Linked DNA regions of Homo sapiens: region 1 is linked to region 2. Evidence: read pairs that join two places in POLR2A ChIA-PET (ENCODE). Cell type or tissue: Panc1. All regions are shown on one strand. Each heading gives the region's core, and the rest is flanking DNA. Links, peaks and the distances in the headings are about the cores only.

What was found. Peaks named below come from ENCODE experiments on the same cell type or tissue, not always from the same donor. Only the 100,000 strongest peaks of a DNase experiment are listed, where the experiment ranks them.
Region 1: POLR2A ChIA-PET joins it to region 2 with 5 read pairs; 1 of 35 experiments calls an interaction of 5 or more read pairs at or near these places.

The regions. Positions count from the first base shown.
Region 1 is chr2:53,035,094-53,038,022 of GRCh38, forward strand. All of the region lies in intron 1 of LOC105369165 (a long non-coding RNA gene), which reads right to left. Among named protein-coding and RNA genes, the nearest start is that of MIR4431, 330 kb to the left of the region's middle. In Panc1, for the core only: no CTCF peak of the experiment used is centred there; a DNase peak (open chromatin) is centred at 1,254.
Region 2 is chr2:52,974,721-52,977,649 of GRCh38, forward strand. All of the region lies in intron 1 of LOC105369165 (a long non-coding RNA gene), which reads right to left. Among named protein-coding and RNA genes, the nearest start is that of MIR4431, 270 kb to the left of the region's middle. In Panc1, for the core only: a CTCF peak has its summit at 1,834 (motif pointing left); a DNase peak (open chromatin) is centred at 1,741.

The DNA of each region.
Region 1 (2,929 bases), core at 292-2,791, 60 kb after region 2:
GTGGAGGTTGCAGTGAGTCGAGATCACGCCACTGCATTCCAGCCTCGGTGACAGAGCGAGACTCCATCTCCAAAAAAAAAAAAAAACAAACAAACAAAAAACCACAAAAAAAATTAGATGGCTGTCCCCTGCCATTCCCTAGCATTTAGAGACAGCCTTAGAGGGAAAGGGGTGTAGAGTTAGAGTGGCTGAGATTTGTTTTGGTTTGTTGTTTTGTTTTCATCCTGACTGAATGACAGGGTATTGTGCAGCTCTGGGAGACACTTTTCATAACAATGTCTATATGTGGGGTTTACCTGCTGGAGTTTTGCACTACACAGGAATTGGCAAAGGGCTCTGAGAAAGGGTGCTCAAAATAGTCATTCAACTTTAGAAAAGAAGTTTCCAGCAATCTCAATTCTAAGTATCCAGTGAAATTCAAATCAGAATCTCAAAGAGATATTAGCACTCCCACGGTCACTGAAGCACTATTCACAATAGCCAAGATGTAAAAACAACCTAAATGTCCTTTGACAGATGAATAAAGAAAATGTGGTATATACATGCAATGGAATATTATTCAGCCTTAAAAACAAGGAAATACTGCAGTATGTGATGACATGCATGAACCTTGAGGATATTATCCTAAATGAAATAAGCCAGTCATAGAAAGACAAAGGAGGTATCTAAAATATTCAAATTCAGAGAATCAAAGAGTGGCTGCTGGAGCACAGGTGGAAGGGGAATGGGGACCTACTGATCAAGAAGCGTAAAGTTTAAGTTAAGCAAGAGATCTGCTCTACGAGATTATACTTAAACAATACTATATTGTACACTTAAAATTTGTTAAGAAGGTAGATCTCAGGTTGTGCTCTTACCAGAATAAAATAATTTGTTTTACAAAAAAAGCTTCTATTTCTTCGGTATGTAAACCTAAATCCCCAGCTACTACACTTCAGATTTGAAATGAATTTTGAATTGTTCTGATTAAATTATTTCATCATAAAATCACCATGGACTCTGACCTACAGATGGGCTCCCTCACTGCTACTGAGAACTCCAAACTTCTGCCAGCTATACTGCTGCCTTCCAGACAGATACTTTGTCTGGATGAGATCTCAGTATCAAAAGTAAATGGATACAGCTTAAGTGTCTTTCCAAGCCAAATGTTGGACTCATCACAACTAGAAGAAAATGGTTATACTAATTTCTTCCATGAGCTCCAAGAAACTGATTTAGTCTTCTATCTTGCTGAGACTGTGTTGGTTTTCTATTGTTCAGGACACAGATATGCAAAATATCCATGTTTACCTTGGCCTCTAAAACTCCATGTCTAGTTAATTAGCAAGTGTAGTTCAGCAGTCTAGCATGGAGCACTGATGATGCATTATGCATAAATCTGCACCTACCTCCCTTTGCACTCATCCTCCCTGCGTACATGGAACAGTAGCTCACTCCTCCACTATTTCCTAATCCCAGGCTTTTGATTCTGTTACTTTAAATGAATATGAAAAACAAATGACTTGCTATCTTTCTGTTTTTAAAGGCACTTCAAAGTCACAACTTCCACTTTATATGGAAGTTACCACATAAATCTCCTCTCCTGTTATTCATCTGAATATCTTCTTCTTTAACTTTCTGCGTGTCCTTTCCTAATCTATGCCGTGTTCAAAAGTATCCTCTACTGATAATGTACTCTTGATGGATCTGCACTAGTCTATTCCAGCCCTATATAAATCTTGTTTGAGCAATAAAAGTATTCATAAGATCCTTCCCTGAATATATTACATTGAATCTAAACTTTGACACATTTCCCCATTTTTCATCAATCGTTTCCCTCAAATTTAAAAACATTTCTATTTAACAAAATGGCAACAAGCACTTTCATTCTTCGTATTCATTTAATTTCATTTTTTGTATTCTCAACAAAACAGAAACAAGCACTTTCATTATTCCCAGATGTAATAATTTTCAAACCAATATTTCTGTTTTTTATATTAATAAACCTTTCCACATTATTATTATTATTATTATTAGAGATGGAGTTTCGCTCTTGTTGCCCAGGCTGGAGTACAATGGCCTGATCTCGGCTCACTGCAACCTCCGCCTTTTGGTTTCAAGCGATTCTCCTGCCTCAGCCTCCCGAGTAGCTGGAATTACAGGCGCTTGTCACCACACCGGGCTAATTTTTGTATTTTTAGTAGTGACGGGGTTTCACCACGTTGGCCAGGCTGGTCTTGAACTCCTGACCTCGTTATCTCCTTGCCTCGGCCTCCCAAAGTGCTGGGATTACAGGCGTGAGCCACCGTGCTCAGCCTACACGGTATTATTTTAAGGCTAAATAAAATTTCTTCTAAATTTCCTATTAATTTGACCTCAAGCTTTTAATTATATGTCTTTACTTTTATTGTGTTTTAATGTTGTGTTTATCATTTAACTTCCTTAAAGCAGTATATTTATATATTCTTAATTTTATTTTTCTCATGCAAAGCACTGATAGCATTATTTTTCTGCAAGTACAGTAGCAACAATTATACGGAGATTTGTCAGCTTCATTTTATCCTTGTGTTTTTACAACTAACTTGAACTCATAGTTCTGTATTTTATAAATTAACCAAAAATATTAAAACTCAGTTCCATAAGAGATACTCAGAAGTATTCCCTTCTAAATGGATAACAACATGAAAGTAATTCCTAGATCTTTAAGAGAAGCAGTTAAGATAACCAGCCAACTACATTCTGTGTGACATTCTATATTATTTCCTTCAACTCCTTTAGCAAAGCTACTGGTAAAGATATACATTTTAGGGCTTACTTATGAGACGTTCATTTTTAAAGGAACAAATTACATAGCCTCTACTATTGTTAATTCACTATGCAACAGACTAATTGTTGATTAGAGTTGTGCAGTGTTGAAGAACAGGAGCTTTAAAGCTAATTGTGCCTGAGT
Region 2 (2,929 bases), core at 247-2,746:
AAGAAAATACTCAGCTTTTAGAAGCTTACTATCACTTTGTTTCTTATAGTTGGTATTTTTAAAAGAATTACGGAAGAAAGGAAACTTGGATAGATTTAGGACTTAGCATAGAATGTAGCCCATTGTTTAAATCAAGAATTGGGGATATTGGTTCTCTATTTCCTTCTTAGTCTAAACTTATCTTTTTCTCAAGGATAATTGATTTATTTATTCATTTTATTATTCATTTATTTTTATCATTTGTAAGTTTAATTATTTAAACTGGTTTTACACATTAGCTATGTGACTTTTTGTTTGTTTTTAAGACAGGTTTTCACTCTGTCACCCAGGCTGGAGTGCAGTGGCACAATCACGGCTCACCGCAGCCTCAAACTCCTGGGGTCATGCAATCCTCCCACCTCAGCCTCAGGAGTAATTGAGACCACAGGTGCACACTACCACACCCAGCTATTTTAAAAAAAAAATTTTTTTTGTAGAGACAGGGTCTTGGCCTGTTGCCTAGGCTGGTCTCAAACTCCTGGGCTCAAGCAGTCCTCCTGCCTCGACCTCCCAAAGTGCTGAGATTACTGGAGTGAGCCACCACACCTGGCCATTTTTTTAAAAATTGATTTTAAAAAAGAAAGACCCACTTTTTATTAACCACTGCAAATGTACACTTTTCCCAAATTCAACCTCACCTTGAGGTAAGTTGCTTGTATCAGTTGGGAAGTCTTATTCTTACTGCAGAAAAATATCCATTTTTCAAACTAAAACCTATTTTTCAGAGAGATATTATATTGGAAAAAAAGGAGAATGACAATTTTCCACCTGTGAAAATGACCTGTCAGTGGCATGAAGAGATATGATATTTGAGCAGAAAACATTTATTTCAACATGTTCCCCAGGTTGAGAAAATTTTCTTCTATCTTATCCTTGAAACACTTAATCCGCATCAAGGACTTTAGGCAGCTAGGATAAAATCTCTAGTCTCTATGTCCTTGACTTGTTTTCAGATATTCAGACTACTTCTCATTGTTGAAATTAGTTTTCTTACTGTTTACAGTGCCTTTTCTCACTACAGATGTGAAGTTGAAATTCTCAAAGAAACGTTAAAACACACAGCCATGCACAATGTAAAAGAATGTTTCTTGACACATCCTAAATTAAAAATTTTGAGACTTGATAAATTAAATATTTTAATATTAAATAAATCTAGTCATAAGAAAATGTGAATGGTATATCATGATCAAAAAAGATGACAAGGATGAATACCCAGCTTGCTTAGTTTTCAGAATTTTAATTCAGATTGAACCTACTTGGTGGTCAATGTTTAGGACAGAATAAAAAAAGACCCAAAATCTAAGTAATTGAAGAAAAATACCTGTCATTCTCTCCCTTTGCATTGTGGCTTAAGGGAAAAAAAAAAAAAAAAGCCTAATTTCATTGTGGTAAGCATAGGGTAAAGAAAAGATCATTGGTATGAATTTTTGAAGTGTCACAAAAGCAACTTAGACAGAAAGACAAACATTTTTCTATTCTAGAGAATCTTTATTGGTCACTGCATTCTAATCTTGAAAGTAATGGAATGAAATCAGCATCACATTTCTTCCATCATTCACCTTTGCCTCTGAGCAACTAACCTCTATGAGATGCTACTTTAAATACAGAAAGCTTTAGAGAAGATGCTCCTTGGCTAAGCACATAATAACATAACTGGACTTCTAGCTAACCACCCTATCAGATGCCCAAAAGATAAAAACACAAGATTCACCTATAGATAACATTAGTCTTAGGTGAGACCTTTAGGCAGTCTAAACAGTGCATTGCAACGGCCTCAACAATGGCCCTGCTGCCCCCTTGAGTGCACTTGCTGAATTCCTTGGAGAATGCTTTTCTTCACAAAGTTTTTAGGGTGAGATGGGATTCTACAGGCATTTAATTGGCAAGAGCTAGAGAAACTTACCTTTCTGAAATTCACCATAAAATCTCATACAAGGAAGAACAGTAAATCACCCCATATGGTTTTTGAATGCCCTAAACAGTCATAAGTGAAAAACCTGCTTATAATTATCAAAGTCCAGGATCTAACGCTATCTTGCATAGGCATAAAACATCTTTTGCAAAGTTTCAATACACACTGCATTTTACAGGACTGTAACTCATTGTAAATCAAGAGAAAAATTCTACCTTGCTATCTTCAGGAATGTATCAAGAGTTTCTCCTTTGGAAAAACTGTGTCTTTGAGTGTGATGTGGCTCATGGTATTCTAGTTGTCTGTACAAGGAATCTGTCAGCATGCATGTGCCGCTGTGGCATTCAGTGATTCTAAGGTTAATTACAGGTACAAGCAGCTGGCTGTTTCAAGATATCTTCTAATGTGATCCACCTGAATATTTAAATATCAAAGAAATAAATAATGTGCTGGTTATTATTTTTAGTTTAAGTTACTTTCCTTTCATTTTTAATTTTATTACATTTAGGGATATGTTTTTATTTTTGTTGAAATTTGTTATATTATGAAGAGAATTTATTTCAGAATAGCATAGAGGCTGTTTCAAAACAGTTGTTATTAAAAAATAAAGTCCAATCAGGGAATGAAAACCACTAGTGAAGAAATTAGAATTTCAGACTGTACTGCTGTTTATTCTGATGTATTGGCATATTTATTAACTGTAATTTGATCTCAACATAATCAGTTTCTCTCTCTCACTGTGTCACTTCTCTCTCTCTCTCTCCTAAAACTCCTAAGGCAATTCCCTCTTTTTCTTTTATCTTTGCTAACTTAAAATCATCTATGTTTTAAAAACTGTATTTCTATAATATGGAGATATATATAGATATATTATATATTTATATATATATCTATATATATTTATATATCTATATATTTATATATTATATATATTTATATATCTCTATATATATTTTATATATATCTATATATATTTAT